2 separate regions of the Homo sapiens genome follow, and region 2 is linked to region 1. The links are chromatin loops, found by intact Hi-C in ENCODE. Cell type or tissue: mammary epithelial cell. All regions are shown on one strand. Links, peaks and the distances in the headings refer to the core of each region. The heading gives the core; the rest is flanking DNA. Region 1 overlaps LOC101927947 (a long non-coding RNA gene). Region 2 overlaps LOC101927947 (a long non-coding RNA gene).

Region 1 (8,337 bases), core at 56-8,055:
AAACACCTATACATATACACAAGTCCCCAAACCTTACCTGAAACTGTTAGAGTGTCCTATTAATTCCCACTTAAAATAACTTTTCCCCTATTCTTTTTTTTTGGTGTAGGGGAAGGAGAGGTGGCAAGAGATTGAATGTTTAAGTTTCTCTAAGCCGTGTGCTGTTGCTCACCATATTAAGAGCATGTGTGCATTACTTCATAAACTATCAGATGACATGCAACTTTATTTATACTCAGTAAAAAAGAATAATGAGTTACGTAAAGTTATTTCTGACACCGGGCAAAATAACTCTGCAAAAAGGCACCATTCATGGGGGTCAGCCCAGCCTGGCTCAGGGGCCATCATCCACTAGCTCCAAACAAATTTAAGAAAGAATTACAGCTGTGGACACCATGTCACATGCCAAGGGTAATATGTACAAGTCATGATCAAGCATAATAACGAAAGCCCTTATGCCCTCTATTCTATTCCTCTCTGCAGATTAAGGGCCTCCAGGGTCAGGACCAACTGCCTAGGGAAGGCTTAGGAAGTCTGAGTTTGTGTATTCTCCAAATTTATGAAAGACAACATCACAGTGGCCATCAGTCTGGGGTTTGAAAATATCTAAACTGAAAAAGCTGAGATTTAGCCAAAGTATGAAGTACAATGGATCTCCTTATAATCTTTTTTGTTTGTTTGTTTATTTTGTTTTTTGCTTAATGACAACCTAGATGTAAGTCAAGAGGTAATTAAGTGAACACTTAAGTTTAGCTGATAAGGAGGGGCAAATACTGAGGTTCCTTTGTGGGATGTCATACCTTTGTATTTTTCTCAACCATCCTAAGAGAAACATAGAGTGTGTTTCTGCCAGGATCCGGGACCATCAGCATGTCAATTCTTCTGATCTGCAAATGTCTAATTTCTCTTAGCAGAAATGGTGTTTACGGGGAAAATATCATGTGTACAGCTAGTTGTTGCTTAGTTAAAATGAATTCTGGGAAACATACTTGGGGCTCCTAGGTATCATAAATACCTTATAAAGTAGCCCCAGAGTAGGCTTGCTAATTTAGAAATTTTGGAAATAAAAAGATTGAGATCTTGGAAAACTCCCACTTCATGTGATATCAGCAGGTTAAGTATGTGCTGTTAACTGCTGATAATTGGCATTTCATTACTGATGGAACTACTACAAACTGCCTACTGGGAGGGTGTGTAGAAACACCATGACCAAATCTAGCATGCACCAGTACTTATTTTTCCCTGAGCTCTATTAAGATGATTTATTACTAAATATTAAGATGATTTATTACTATTAAGATGATTTATTACTAAATAAAGGCACTAATTTCATGGGCTCATATGAACTTAAATTCACGTGTGTATGTGTCTCTCTGTGTGTGTATTTCTTTCTCTGTGTGTGTGTGTGTGTGTAACTAGAGAAAATTAAGCAAAGACATTTGATTAGCAAGTACAAAGAGGGAAAGAGGGAAGTTTAGTTTCTCCCAGTAAAATGATTATTTTTAAAGTTTCTGTACAATCAATAGGAAAAGAGGATGCGGGTGAAAGGGGAAAGTCACAGGTATTTATATCTAAATAGCTCTGTAGGTTTTAGAGAAGGTTAAAGAAGGTAAGGGTGGTGATGTGTTTATTGGAGGTGGGAAGGTGGAAGTTGGAGGAGTGTACATCAATGGGCCCTTTTTTGTTTAGTGTCCTGGGAAATGTGGCCATTTCTGAAAGTCACGTGAGTCAAATGGAAGAGATAATTTGAGAGCTCTGATATTGCTGGTATACAGGAAATAAGAAATAGGATGAGAATAAAAATATTGAGCTGTAATGAAGGCCCATGTGAGAGTGGAAATGACAAATGTACACTAGTGGCTAATTGTTACAATGTTGTCATTTTATTCAACTGAGCTCAACATGTCAGGAGCAGAAAAAATGAATGTGATAGGATTAAGTAAGGTGTATTAGTCTGTTCTCTCATTGCTATAAAGAAATACCCGAGACTGAGTAATTTGTAAAGAAACAAGGTTTAATTGGCTCACAATTCTGCAACTGTACAGGAAACATGATTCTGGCATTTGCTTGGCTTCTGGGGAGACCTCAGGAAACTTACAATCATGGTGGAAGGTGAAGGAGAGGCAAGCCTGTCTTACGTGGCAGAAACAGGAGGAAGAGAAAGCGGGAAATTCCTGGTTTCCCAGAAAGTCTCTGGCTCTAAATCATATTCAGTTTCAGCAGAATAGTTGTGTCTAACCTTTCCCACGCTGCTGCTACACACTTTTAAACAACCAGATCTCTTGAGAACTCACTCACCATACAGTACCAAGGGGAGCTGGTGCTAAGCCATTCATGAGAACTCCACCACCATGATCAAATCCCCTCCCGTGAGGCTCCTCCACCAGGGCTGAGAATTACAATTCAACATGAGATTTGGGTGGGAACAGAGATACAAACCACATCAGAAGGATTTGCTGGACCCAACACCCAGGAATCAGGAAGGTGGGAGACAAAGATGTTGCAAAGACATGGCTGAAATTATTGACTGTATGGTCCAAGCTGGGTGAGAAAATTGAAACCAAGAGGAATTTGAGAGGGTATAGGGAGGCATGATGAGAGTGGAAATGTCACAGTACAGACATAGTTAGAGTGTGAGAAGTGGAAGAATTAGAAGTAGAGATTGGAGAGTGAAATTTTGCTAAGAGAATATGCTAGGGTCTGAATGTTTGTGTCCCCTCAAAATTCGTGTGCTGAAAACCTAATCATCAAGGTGATGATATTAGAGGATGGGGTTCTTGGGAGGTGATTAGATCACGAGGGTGGGGCCTTCATGAATGGGGTTAGTGTCCTGACGAAAGAGGCCCCAGAGAGTTCCCTTGCTCCCTTTCACCATGTGAGGACACAGCTAAAAGGCATGACCTATGAGGCAAAAAGCAGGCCAATGGCAAACACGGAAACTGCTGGCACCTTAATCTTGGACATTATAGCCTCCAGAACTGTAAGAAATATTTCTCTTATTTACAACCTACCCAGTGTATAGTATTTTGTCATAGCAGTCTGAACTGACTTTGACAGACAATTCCTGGTAGTGGCTGGTATCTGGACTGTGGCCCTGGGAGTGGACTGATGTGTAAGAATGAAGGCAAAGTTCGATGATCTGTGAGGCTGGGAAGATACCCAAATCAACACATACATCGCCTCATGTAGGATACATTAAGACTCTGGTTGAAGAGAAAGTCTACATCAATTTAGACCACTTGGCCTCTGAAAAGATGTTGCCCTTGTTGATTTTCTGTGTATATATATATATTGCTGAGTCTTTGGTTGATAATGCTTTTTTTTTTTTTAATTCTCAAGAGTCAAAAAGTCCCCACAGAGAAGACCCACTTGCTAATCCTGAGCAGACCATGCAATGGAAGCATCTTGAGGCAGAGTGGTGAAGCTGAAAGCCCTGGACTAGGAACTGGAGCTGTAGAGTCCTGCTGTGGTTCTGCTGTTGACTTACTTGTTTAAATCAGAGATGAAATAACAACCTCTCTGGGCCTCTTATCTGTGAAATGAGAGGTTTGGCTAATGTGGTTTCCCAGGAATTTTCTGGCTCTAAGTTACATTCAATTTCAGCAGAATATTTGTTTCTAACCTTTCCCATGCTGCTGCTGAGTTGGCCTAATTGCTAGCCCTCCACTGATTTCATTCTGCCCCACCCCACCCTCAGATGACTCCTTCTTTCCACTTAGAGATAACAGCACCAATTAACTCAGGATAATTTCCCTCACTGCCAAAACTATTTCCAAAATGCAAACTTGTGGCTGCTGATTCATGCTGCTAGAGAAGCACTGTTTCTTTCTGACTGGCTTCACGTGTGTTGCCACTACAGGAAGAGACCAAGTCACTGGTAAAAAGCTAGGGTAACCAGGAGAAATGGCCCCTTCAGATGACACTGTGAGAGTCAACAAGGTAAGAAAGAGGAAGCTTTAAAATCACCACCATCATCATTTTTGAAATGTGGAAAGTTAGTTATGCATGGTGCTTGCCCTTGGGTACCTTAAAATTGAAAACATATAAGCAAAACACCATATATGGCCTGGCACAGTGACTCATGCCTATAAATCCCAGCACTTTGGAAGGTGGAGGTGGGTGGATGGCTTGAGCCCAGGAGTTTCAGATCAGCTTGTGCAATATGGTGAAAGCCTGTATCTGCCAAAAAAAAAAAAAAAAAAGAAAAGAAATACACAAAAATTAGCTGGGTGCAGTAGTGCATACCTGTAGTCCCAGCTACTCAGAAGGCTGAGGCAAGAAGAACGCTTGAGCCCAGGAGTTTGAGGATGCAGTGAGCCATGATTGCACCACTGCACTCCAGCCTAGGTGGCAGATCAAGACCCTGTCTCAAAAGAAAAAAAAAATATCAAAAACCAACAAAAACCAAAAACCATATAAACATCATCTTGTAAAGTAAATAAATATATAAGTGATTTAGGAGTCAACACATATTACTCAAGAGCACCCTATTGAGGCCCCAAGTCTCATTGACAAGATCTAATTGGAGTTTATATCTGTAAGGCCAACACTATGAGAATGAATGGGGTGATGAGCAGAAAAATAGTAGGGCTGGGGAGGGGACACAAAGAGAGACATTCTCAGCACAATGCCCAAAGGAGCTCCTTCTTTTACATGGCTAGATGACAAGAGGAAGTGATGAAGTCATAAAAGGAGTCAATGAGAGAGAAAGAAATGGGTGAGCGAAGTTCCTCAGTATCAAATAAAATGTAGTTCAAAGGAGGAGAGGCTGGTGTGAAGAGGAAAATGACAAAGGTGAGTCAAAAAAGCTAGGCCTGGAATAGGTTTTTGGAATTATCCATTATGAGGTCATTGACAACTTTGTCATAGGAGTTTCTGTGGAATTACAGGGCAGGATCCAGACAACATTAATTTACATAGCAAATGTTTGGAATGAAAGTGATGTTTCTAAGTCGAGACTATTCTTTCAGAAAAATTAACAGCAAAGTTTGGTACTCAAGGGGATAATAAAAACAAGGGAAAAATTTTGAGGAGGAATAAACCTTGGCCTGAGGTTAAAACAAAAAGGAAGAATTGATTGGAAGCAGGGCATTAACAACACATAGAAGAAGAATGGCACAATGGATGAAGCAGAAACCAGAGAAAGGAGACGAGCTCACAATCCTGGGTGAAGGAATGAGGGGAAAGGAGGGTAAAGAGATTCTGAGTTTTCAAAAATAAAGGATATCAGCAGAGAGGCAGATATAAAGCTGGCCAGTAACTTTTATGTGGAGAGTTTCTTGAAGATTTCAAGCATAGGAAGAGGGGAGAAGAGCAGAGTGCTATGATCCAAGATCTAGGCTTAGAAAGTTCCAGAAAAAGAAGAATTAGAACAAGTAATTGGCTTATCTCCAAATATGCCCAAAGATGGGACCGAAGACATTGCCTCACCTGCATAACAGGGAACAATTTACTATAAAACTAGAAATGATTGGAGCAAAGGTTGATTCTCTCACCTCTTATTACTGTTGTCTCCATTTCTATTACTAACATGGAGGGGCAGGAAAAAAAAAAACAAAGAAAAATCATTGCTGATCCTAGTAAGGACTTCTGCACATATGTGACCAACTGCTCTGTAGAGTGTATATTTGACAACCCAGAGTTCTGCTGGTGTGGCATACAACCATTAAATTACCTAAAACTTCTTGTTAGCTAAAAAATAGTTTCTACTTATATCATTTGTAAGTATCCTCAGTATACTCTAATTTTTTGCTGACTGGAGACCTATTTTGGGAAATATATACAGGTCCACAGCTCCTTATCAAAACAGCACCTAAGTAAGGCTCAGCCTCTTCTACTGAGTTTCACACACTATAGTAGTGGTCAATAAGCTTTATTCTCAGATATACATTCAAAGGTTTTAAAGAAAAAATACATACTTTTTCATAAATTTTTAAGTTAACATCTAAAATTTTTCATTAACACTATAAATGATTACAAAGGATATCATTTTCCTGTGTGTTATAAATGAATGACATTGAAAAATAGAACCATTACTTCATTTTTTGAAAAGTACTAATGACATCAAAATACCATAGTGATCATTTAAAAACAAATTTTTGATTGACATATAACATTTAAAAATGTACCAAATTATGAGTGTACATCCCACTGGTTCCACAGAGTTAAGACACTCATGTAACCAGCAAACAGACAAACAGTTTAAGAAGTTCTTCTTCGCTCCTTCTAAGACAGTCCTTTGCCACAAAGGTAACCATTATTGGGACTTTAGTATCACAGATTAGTTTCCTGTTTTTAAACTCTATGTAAATGGGATTATATAGTAGTTATGCTTTTGAATATGGCTTCTTTTGCTCAGTATTAAGTTTATGGAATTTATTGTTGGGAGTAGAAATACGTCATTCTCCTTGCTGTGTTGTAGTCCTTAGTAGGAATATACTGCAATTTATTTATTACATTTTTAGTGTACATTTGAATTATTTTCAATTTGAGGCTATTATGGGCAGTGCTGCTGTACATATTTTTATTCATGCTTTTTTGTGATGTATGTAAACATTTATGTTAGTTGTATGTCTAACAGTGAAACTGTTGGAAGATTGGGTCATGCATATATTCAGCTTTTTTTATATATTGTCATATATTCAGACATTTTTCAGGGTATTTGTACCAAATTATCTTTTTATTAGAAGTATGTGAGAGTTTTAGCTGCTCTGCATCATTTGATAGTCTCTGTTTATTTTTCCTTTTACCTATTCTAGTGAGTATAAAATTTGAGCACTTTTCAAATTTTTTTGGTTCTTTGGATATCCTTTTTTTGTAAGTCTCTTTCCATTTTTCTATTGGGTTATTCTTTTTCTTATTGATCTGTTGGTACTCTCTGTATAGTCTCTATATAAGCTCTTTGATGTACATATTGCAAATATCCTATTTCATTCTTTGGCTTTCAATTTTACTAGTGGTGTCTTTTATATGCAAGTTATTAATTTTAATGTGTACCAATTTTTAACTATTTTCCTGTATGGTTAGTACCTTTTATATCCTGTATAAGAAATTTCTGCCAACTCAAGATTATGAAAATGTTCTTGCAAGTACTCCTCTAGAGGTTATATTATTTCAGCATTCACATAAATATAAATATAATCTCAATATGATATAATATAAAATTACTACTGTATTACATAATTAATTAGGTAAAAATCAATTTGAATTGACTTTTGTGTACTGTGTGAGGCAGAAGTAAAAGTAATTCTCCCCTGCTTCATAGCCAATTGACCCAAGAATATTTACTAAAATGGCATATATTTCCACAACACTGCAAGGCCATCTTTGTTATAAATTAGGCAACCTTATATTTGTGGTTATGTTTCTATTTGGCTATCTTCACCATGAGAATTTGATTTGGTCCCTGGCAGTAAAACCCACAAAACTGAGTCCCCAGAAGTTCACCCACTCTTAAGCTAGTCCACAGGCATACTGTAGCAGTTCCTCAACAATTAAGTGTTCCTACAGTTTATGGCTCCAAGTGGCTTCTGCTTAAGGTGAGCTGATCTCAACTGTGATTCTCTGTATTCACTTATCTCTTCAAATTTCACAGTAGCAGTTTGTCTTGCAACCTCAGTTTTTTGATGGATCTAAGAAAAGTCATTTATTTTCAGTTTGTTTAGTGTTTTTTTGTAGTTGTTGCAAGGATGGAAGCGACAACTTCTAGGCTCTTGTTGAAAGTGAAACAAGAAGTCATCCTATCTTTTTAATGTCTAAAAAAATCAGTGGTAATATCCCATTTTTTACTCATGATATTGGTAATATATGACTTTCCCCTCCCCTCCCCTCCCCTCCCCTCGCCTCCCCTCCCCTCCCCTCGCCTCCCCTCCCCTCGCCTCCCCTCCCCTCCCCTTGCCTCCCCTCCCCCTCCCCTCCCCCACCCTTCCCCGCCCTTCCCCGCCCTTCCCTTCTTCCTTCTTTTCTTTTTACTTTGTTTTTTTTTTTTTTTTTTTTTCCAGAATCTTGCTCTATTGCCCAGGCTGGAGTGCAGTGATGCGATCTCGGCTCCCTGCAACCTCTGCCTCCCGGGTTCAAGCAATTCCCTTGCCTCAGCCTCCAGAGTAGCTGGGAATACAGGCATATACCACCACGCCCGGCTAATTTTCTTGTATTTTTAGTAGAGACGGAGTTACAACATGTTGGTCAGGCTGGTCTTGAATTCTGACCTCAAATGATCTACCCACCTCAGCCTCTGAAAGTGCTAGGATTACAGGCATAAGCCACCCACCCAGCCTTTTTTTTTCTTGACAGTTCTTGTCAGAAGTTTATTAATTTTATTAATCTTATGAAATAAGT
Region 2 (8,337 bases), core at 110-8,109, 160 kb before region 1:
GGGCTCTGTCGGTGTTGGTAGACAGGCCACCTTAACCTCCCTCAAAGGGGCAGTGGAGCAGGCTAATGAGTATCCTCTGCGAGCTTGAGAGGTGCACATGCATTCACTTAAAGCAAGGTGGGCCCCTGCCAATTTGTCCAGATTCACTGCCAGTTGGCAGTAAGATTGAATCCTGAGGAGAGACAGAGAGAGTGGAAGGCCTGGCCTGGGGTTCTGGCCTGACCAGCGAGCAGTAGCTTTCATGTATGGGGAGGCCACGTTTCAGCATAGATGGGCCGAGATGGGCCCAGTCTCTAGCAATTACCTTCATGGTTTTCTGCCAGAGGCTATTTTTTTCCAAGGGAAAACTTCCCATTTGTTTTTTGTATTTTTAAAGTGTGTGTGTGCGTGTTTGCTCTTTGTGCTAAGGGTACATGTTCAGCAGAAGGAATTGGCAGGAGCACACGCTCCCTCTCTCTCTCACTTTGCATGCTTGACCCTGAGACCTTGTGTTCTCCTGAAGCCTCTGCCACGCAATCTCTTCCATCTTCTTCCTGTCTGATGATTTCCCCTGGACTCTCCCATGGGCATTTTTATGTCAATAGATTGGAATGTTTCTCTCCTCACTGGGAAAAGCTCCTTTGGTCTCAGTGAACTCAGAGGTGGAGAAAGTCATAAGAATCAGGGAGCCTGCCCCAAATTGCCTCCTATGATAACTTTCCACAAAGACTGGAGGGGAGGCTTCAAACATCTTCCTGCAGTGTCCAGCAAGACAGCGAGGCAGACTCCCTTTCTCCTGCCAAAGCCACGTGGAGCCAGACAGAACCACAAGCATACCTGTGGTGCTTGGAGGCCCAAGTAGAAACTTGAATGCTCACGGCTGCATTGGCAGCTTCTACTTGCCTGCCTGGATCACCGTTCCTCATGAGAACTTGGAAAAGCAGGACTATCATTCTTGCTTGACAGACGAAGAAACCAAGCCTCAGGTAGGTAGTTAGTTTCCCAAAGTAACATATTGTAGTGGATGGCAGGGTGGATGTGACAGTCAGCTTTGTTTGACTTTCAACTGAGTGGCATTATAAGGTTGCACTGGTCACATGGGAGACCTGACCATCCTGGGGACCCTGAAACACCTAGGCCTAGCCAATCATTAAGGCAGTTCATACCCAAAGCAGGATAGTTGGTGATCTGATTTTAGGTGGCACCAGGAAACTCCAACACTACCCTTGTGAGGTTCCATAATTTAGTGTCATTCTTTGGTTAATGGATTGTCTGCAATTACAATGAAAATATCTTTGTGTCTATAATCATTTAAGCAGTCATTTCCATCTAAGTGTGAATTAATTTATTGTCTTATTCAATGTAACAGCTAGCTGAGGCTTGATTTTATTTTCCTTCATGCATTTATTCTTTCAATTGGTATGCATTTAATGACCATCTGAGGACAAGATACTATGTGAGTTCAAGGAGGAGTAAGACATGCACTCTGCCCTAAATGAACTTACAGGTTAAAAGGGAACTGAAGTCACCATAAAGCAGCATACAGTAAGTGACATAAGAACAGCACAAATAGAAAAAAATCAATTGAGGGCAGGAACTGAGGTGTTTAGGGAGCACCCACTGGGGGAACCAACATGTGGGATGAGTCTTTGTGAAGGATGGTCATGATTTCAACTAGAACCTGTAGTGTTACAGAAGGCAGGCAGAGAAGGGAGAGGAAGGCATTGCCGGAGGGAAGGCAAGGAGCAAAGACATGGGGTAAGAAACTGACATGTTTGTTTGGGGCATTCACATGGTTCCCTTTAACTTAAGTATAGGGTATGTGGAGGGGAGTAACAAGAGATAAAGATAAAAGGTGTTTTGAGGCCTATATTTAGAAGACTGTCAGTGCCAGGCTAAGGAGGATGGTGTCTTACCTGGTCGGCAGTGGGAGCCTTTGAAAGTGTGTGAACAGTAAAGCGCCAGGACTCCAACTGTGTGCTAGGAATCATGGGTCAGAGGTTCCTGGAGAATGTTTATTTCAAGCTGAAATAATCAAGGCCTGAGCTTAAATAATAGTGGTGAGAACTGCCAGGAGGGAATGGTGCAGAAGATAGCCCGATATTGTGATATAATACAAAAATATATCCTTGTCTTCAGCCCTGGCTCTAGTTCCTTACATGGAGCTCTTAAAACCTTTGGAATTCCCTGAACGATGGGATGAGAGGAGTGTGTTATTTTATTCGTAAGCCCCTTTCAACCACACATGAGTGGATGCTAGTGAGATGGCTGGGGGTTGGGGGACTCTAGATAGCTTCTGGCTGGGGGCTGGTTCCCAGGAAGACCAAGACAGGATAAAAGAGTTGGAACTTTCAACCTCACTTCCACCCCTCAACCTCTGAAGAAAGAAGAGGAGATACAGACTGAGTCAATTGCCAATGGCCAATGATTTAATCAGTTATGCCTATGTAATGAAACCTCCATAAAATCCCCAAACAATGGGATTTGAAGGGCTTCTTGGTCAGCAAACACATCAACGTGTGAAGAGGGCACAGAAGCTCCATGTCCTCACCCCCATCGCCGGCCCTATGCATCTCTTCCATTTGGTTTTTCCTGAGTTGTAGCTTTTATAATACATAAGCAATGGGAAGTAAACTGGTTTTCTGAGTTCTGTGAGCTGTTCTAGCAAACCATTGAAACTGAGGAAGGGGTTGTGGGAACCTCTGACTTTATGACTGTTTTATCAGAAGTATGGGTGGCTGGGACTTGTGATTGGTGTCTGAAGTGGGACAGTCTTGTGGGACTGAGGCCGTAACCTGTGGGGTCTGAATTAACTCTGGGTACCTAGTGTCAGAATGGAATTTAATCATTGGATACCCAGTTGGTGTCTGGAAAGCTGGAGAACTGGTTGTGGGTGTGGAAAAAAACTTACATATTTTGGTGTCAGGGTGTTGTGAGTAGAAACAGATCATGTCAACAGATGGGCTCTTTTTTTAAAAAAAATTTTTTTACATTTCTTTTTTTCCTTCTACATTTTTTCTCTTTAAGCTTTATTTTTGATACACAATAATTGTATATATTTATGGGGTACAGTGTGATGTTTTGTTACATGTATGCAATGTGCAATGATCAAATCAGCACAATTGGGATATCCATCACTTCAAATATTTATTATTTCTTTTGGTGAGAACATTCCAAATCTTCTTTTCTAGCTATGTAAAAATATACAGTAAATTACTGTGAACTATAGTCACCTTATTATGCTACTGAACACTAGATTATATTCCTTCTATAATATCTAAGTGTGTTTTCGTTCCCACTCCCCCTCCTCACTACCCTCTGAGCCTCTAATAACTATCATTCTATTTGCTATCTCCATGTGATTCATTTATTTAGACTCCATATATAAGTGAGAACATGTGACATTTGTCTTTCTGTGCTTGGCTTATTTTACTTAACACAATGTCCTCCAGTTCCATCCATGTTGTTGTGGATGGCAGGATTTTGTCCTTTTTTACAGCTAAATAGTATTCCATTGTGTATATATATGAGATTTTCTTTATGCATTCATCCTTTGATGGATACTTCAGTTGATTCCATATCTTGGCTATTGTGAAGAGTGCTGTGGTAAACGTGGGAGTGCAGATATTTCTTCAAAATATTTGACTTCCTTTCCTTTGGCTACATACACAGTAGTGGATTGCTGGATCATATAGTAGTTTATATTCTTAATTTTTTGAGGGAACACTATACTATTTTCTGTAATGACTGTATTAATTTACATTTCCACCAACAGTGTATAAGAATTCTCCTTTCCCCACGTCCTCACCATCATTGGTCTTTTTTTTTGTCTTTTTGATAATAGTCATTTTAACTGGAGTGAGATGATAGCAGATGGGCTCTTGTTTAAGAGTAGTTGTGGTATATAAGGGAGAGGGAGATGTTAAAGATGGCCAAGTGTCAAGTCTTGGTAAGTTGAAGGTGTGGAAGATTAAGAGGAAGCCCAGGAGAAAGAACTGCTGAGGGTGGGAATAGGAGGTGTGCCAATTTAGACATGTTGACTGGAGGTAGCCGCTGGCCTGCAGGCACAGCAGGGCCTCATATGTGGGGAGAGCGTTCAGTGAGCATGAGAGGGCGCTGACGGAAGAATCAAGGAGAGACCCATGGTCACAGGGAGGCAAAGGGATTCCAAATCTGTCTCATTCAAAAACATTTTCCTGTGTGAGGCCACTATTCTAAATCCTGAGATTCATACGAGCAAGGACAAGTCACTCTTCTCATGGAGCTTTCCTTCTTATACAGCAATTGGTAGGACCCAAGTCTTCTGCAGAGCCCTAAAGTGTAGCTTTCCTTCACTAGTTGTCATTCTCAATGTGGAAACATTCAGCCTCCACTCCATCACAACCTGAAGGAAGGGCTTCCAGCTCCTCAAGCAATCTGGACCCTTCCCTGTCAATCCCCTGGCACCTGGCCACCCATACACCACCACCCATCCCCCATCAGGAGTTTCTACTATTCTGACTTCTATCATCATAGATTTGTTCTGTCTGGTCTTGAACTTTCATATGAATGTAATCACACATTTTGGGAAGCCTTCATTTGTTCAATATTGTGTGGTTGAGTAGAGTTGTAGCTTTTTTTTAATATTCCTTTTTTTGGGGGTATTATTCCATTGCAAATACCCTACCTTCTATTTGTCGATTCTACTACTTGATGAAGATTTGGGTTGTTTTCAGTTTTGGACTATTATGAATAAATCTGTTATGAACCAGCTTGGGGAGCTGACCTAAAAAAGCAGTCACATCAAGTGATAGCAGGAGTGAGTACTCAGAAAAAAAGGGGGATGTAAGATACACTTTCAACTTTCCCAGTACTTAAAGCACAGCAGGCAACCGCCAGGGAGAACCACACTCAGCTTGAGCAACAACACCCTCCCTGGAGATATGTGATTAATACCCAACTGCTCTGGTAGCCCTTAGGGCACATGAGACCTGGGATAGGGTGAGTTTTGTGTGGCGATTGGGAGGAGGGAAGTGAGGAGATCAGCTTGAGCTGTGAAAGGGCCTGGTGGGCCCATTCCTCAGGTGTATTTCTTGGTCTGGCATGGATTTCTGCCCTTGATCTCTGGCTCTGGAGGTGACTGGGATAATTGAGGCCTTATGCCCCACTCCCCGAAGACTGGTTTTGGCACATATGCAACCTGCATTTTAATATTATTCCTTATGACTGGAAGCATTTGGAAGGAGTCCTTGCCCCTGGTTTTAAAAGGTGGCATTATTTTATGAACATTTAGACATTGATTAATAAAATTCCGAACCCATTAACTAATGGGGAAATGCCAAACTTTTTTGCGTATCCGAGAAAGTAAATGTAATAAAAACTATCCCAAAAGGTAAGTTAAATTATAGTCTTTGCTTTTTCTCTCCTGATAGTCCCACCAGATGTTTTTCAAATGCAGGACACAGGCCCTTTTTTCTGTTTTCTCCAGGGAAAGAAGACAGAAAGCTTGGCTCAGCTATGCTAACTTTCAGAAGGAGAAAAAAGCACCACGTTAGGACAGGGCCTGTTGGGACTCGCCGTGCTGCTGGTTCATAAATCTGAAGACAAGGAAACTAGACCTCCGTCAATTTCCAATCCCTTTTTCCTATTGACCCCCACCCACTCTTCCCAGATCACCATTGGGAATTTAGCTCTGATTTTGAATGCTGGGAACAGAGCTTGTGAAGACCCTGTAAGCCCTGGGAGGTTGAAAGGTGGCCATTTGGTTTCTTCTCTGTGGAGAAGGGCAGGGGCTCCCTGCCCAGGCAAGGCCTCCATTTGAGGACTCCCCTCGCAGGAGCCGAGCCCATGGCCGGATGGCTATGTGGTCACTGAAGACTGGAATCAGCACCTCTCCCCAAACAGCCTGCTCAGGGCTCTAAGTTCCTCTTGCAAATGGGGATCTTGATTTCTCCACCCTTCCTCAGCCCCAATCCAAGTTTTCTGAGTCTGGAAAGAAATAAAACAGCTATAAAGTTGAGGGACAGGATATGTCCAATCCTCATGGCCCTGCGGTCATATCCTCTGCTTTTGCCGTGATGAGCCATGGAAATGTTTATAACCTGGCTGCAGTTCCTGGGCCTTAGCTCCAAGAGCGGAGCTTCCTCTCCCTCCCACGGCTTCCCCACCTCCCTGCCTTCCCTGACTGATCTGAAAAGCCAACTTGTCATCCGAAATGAAATGCAGAAGTCAGGGATGCTTTTAAATTTCTCCCTAAGAGCAGCGTTCCCAAGTTCCCAAGCTTTCTCTCACATATTGCGCTGGAGCTGGGCTTCAGAACAGTTCAAAAGAAACGGGACGGTGGGCCTAGGAGTGCCGCTCCTTTCCTTCCACAGACCCCACTCCTCTCCAAGATGTTGGCATTGTCGCCAACACAACGTGGAAGCTAGGGGGCTGCGGGGGACCACCCTGTCCCGGGGAAAAGTCAAGCAGGATCTCTCACGGTTTTTGGTGTGGGAACGGTCTCTACATGGGAGGAGCTGATGGAGCATAAAGTTTCCATTTTTGTTCCTCCATATTTGTCTTCCCTTTGGGCAGTGCTTCCTATTCCTGCTGTCCTGAGAATCACTTGGGATGCCTAAACAATGATAACACGGCCGGGCGCGGTGGCTCACGCCTGTAATCCCAGCACTTTGGGAGGCCGAGGAGGGCGTATCACGAGGTCAGGAGATCGAGACCATCCTGGCTAACACGGTGAAACCCCGTCTCTACTAAAAATACAAAAAATTAGCTGGGCGTGGTGGCGGGCGCCAGTAGTCCCAGCTGCTGGGGAGGCTGAGGCAGGAGAATGGCGTGAACCTGGGCGCAGCTTGCAGTGAGCCGAGATCGGGCCACTGCACTCCAGCCTGGGCGACAGAACGAGACTCCATCTCAAAAAAACCAAACCAAACCAAACAAGCAAGCAAAAAAAAAAAAAAAAAAAAAAAAAAAAAAAAGAATGATAAAAACACATCAAGCACAAGAGCAGGTGAGGAACCTGGAGATGGCTGGCAGGATGATCTGGCTTAATTCAATTGGCTGGCCTGTTTGTGCTACTGTCTTGTTTTAGGGCATAATTACATCTTGTGTTAGCTATAGCCACAAAAATATACAATTTAGGGGAAGAAGTGTTCCATTGAATCAAAAGATGGCAGGCAAACAAAGGATGGAAATGATATTCATGGATGGACTTTTCTTGGTCTTGAACTACAAGTGGTTTTGCAACCCATTCTTAATTCTTGGTTCTGAATGACTCCCCTCTTAACCTCCCCACGTGTGAGGATTTACTGGTGCCCTGATCCCATAACTTAATTTTTGTCCTCTCTTTTTCTTTTGGATTATGAATGTCTGCTGAAGTTAAGCTGCAATAACATAATTTGTCATTGTCTAACATGCAGTGTTATGTTTGAGCCTTTTGACTGAGCAGCATAAATTAGTGTCCTGTTTTATTAATGGTATAAATTCATAGGAGTAGGTTTATTTCAAGTGAGAGATAAGCTGCATAGCCAGGGAAAACTGAAAATGGCACTTGTAGAAAGAAGTTGCTTAATTTTCTGCCACTATCCCATTAGGCCAATCATCCCCTTTATAGGAATCTACCTACAGGCAATTTTCAAAGTCCTAAGCAAGAAACCCTATCATATTTTCCACTGTATTATAGACATTACTTTTCATTTCTGTAGTTCTTGGGGGCAGTGGATAAAATGGTCTTTCTTCACTCAGTATGTGGAGTGCTACAGTCTCCTCTTCTTGAAAGCCTCCACCTCTTACTCAGCCCTTCCTTCAACTCTACTGCCAAAGTTATTTCACACCCTGTGTTTGCTCAGTGCATTCAACCTGATCCCCATGCCTCAGAGGGCCTTCCAGTGGCTCTGCAAAAGAAGGCTTGGGGTCTCATCTTTTGCTCCAAAGTCTAACCCTTTTCTTACTAATGCTGCACAATGCCCTCTGCTTCTAGTCACATTTCCCCCAAAAGCCACACCCTAGTGTCTTGGTGTTCTAGTCATTCTTTCTTCATTCCCACAATATACAGAAATTCCCTTTTTTTAATGAGGCCCTTCCCAACTGCTTTGTAAAAGAACGGGTCTTGCTTCTGGAAGGTAAGCAACATGGCCCCTTTGCCACTCCATTGCCTCTTGCATAATAAAAATGACAATAATTGTCTCAATGGCTAACACTTACGTAGCACCAATTATGTGCCAGTCACAGTCCTAAGCATTTTATATGTCAACTGATTTAATCTTGGCAAAAGTCCTTTTAAGTGATGTGATGGTTAATTGTTTGTGTCCAATTAACTTGGCCAAGGTGCCCAGATATGTGGTCGAACATTTTACTGAATGTTTCTGTGAGGGTGTTTTTGGT

The links. A loop is a pair of places that touch in the nucleus more often than their neighbours do. Peaks named below come from ENCODE experiments on the same cell type or tissue, not always from the same donor. Only the 100,000 strongest peaks of a DNase experiment are listed, where the experiment ranks them.
Region 2: it touches region 1 in a loop (2.4-fold over the local background); 1 of 110 quality-filtered maps calls a loop at or near these places.

Annotation. Positions count from the first base shown.
Region 1 is chr4:154,161,639-154,169,975 of GRCh38, forward strand. All of the region lies in intron 10 of LOC101927947 (a long non-coding RNA gene), which reads left to right. Among named protein-coding and RNA genes, the nearest start is that of DCHS2, 330 kb to the right of the region's middle. In mammary epithelial cell, for the core only: no CTCF peak of the experiment used is centred there; DNase peaks (open chromatin) are centred at 3,763 and 4,093; H3K4me3 peaks cover 200 bases; H3K27ac peaks cover 1,764 bases.
Region 2 is chr4:154,004,497-154,012,833 of GRCh38, forward strand. The region is part of intron 8 of LOC101927947 (a long non-coding RNA gene); the gene reads left to right. Among named protein-coding and RNA genes, the nearest start is that of SFRP2, 220 kb to the left of the region's middle. In mammary epithelial cell, for the core only: a CTCF peak has its summit at 4,858; DNase peaks (open chromatin) are centred at 675, 815 and 4,915; H3K27ac peaks cover 2,415 bases.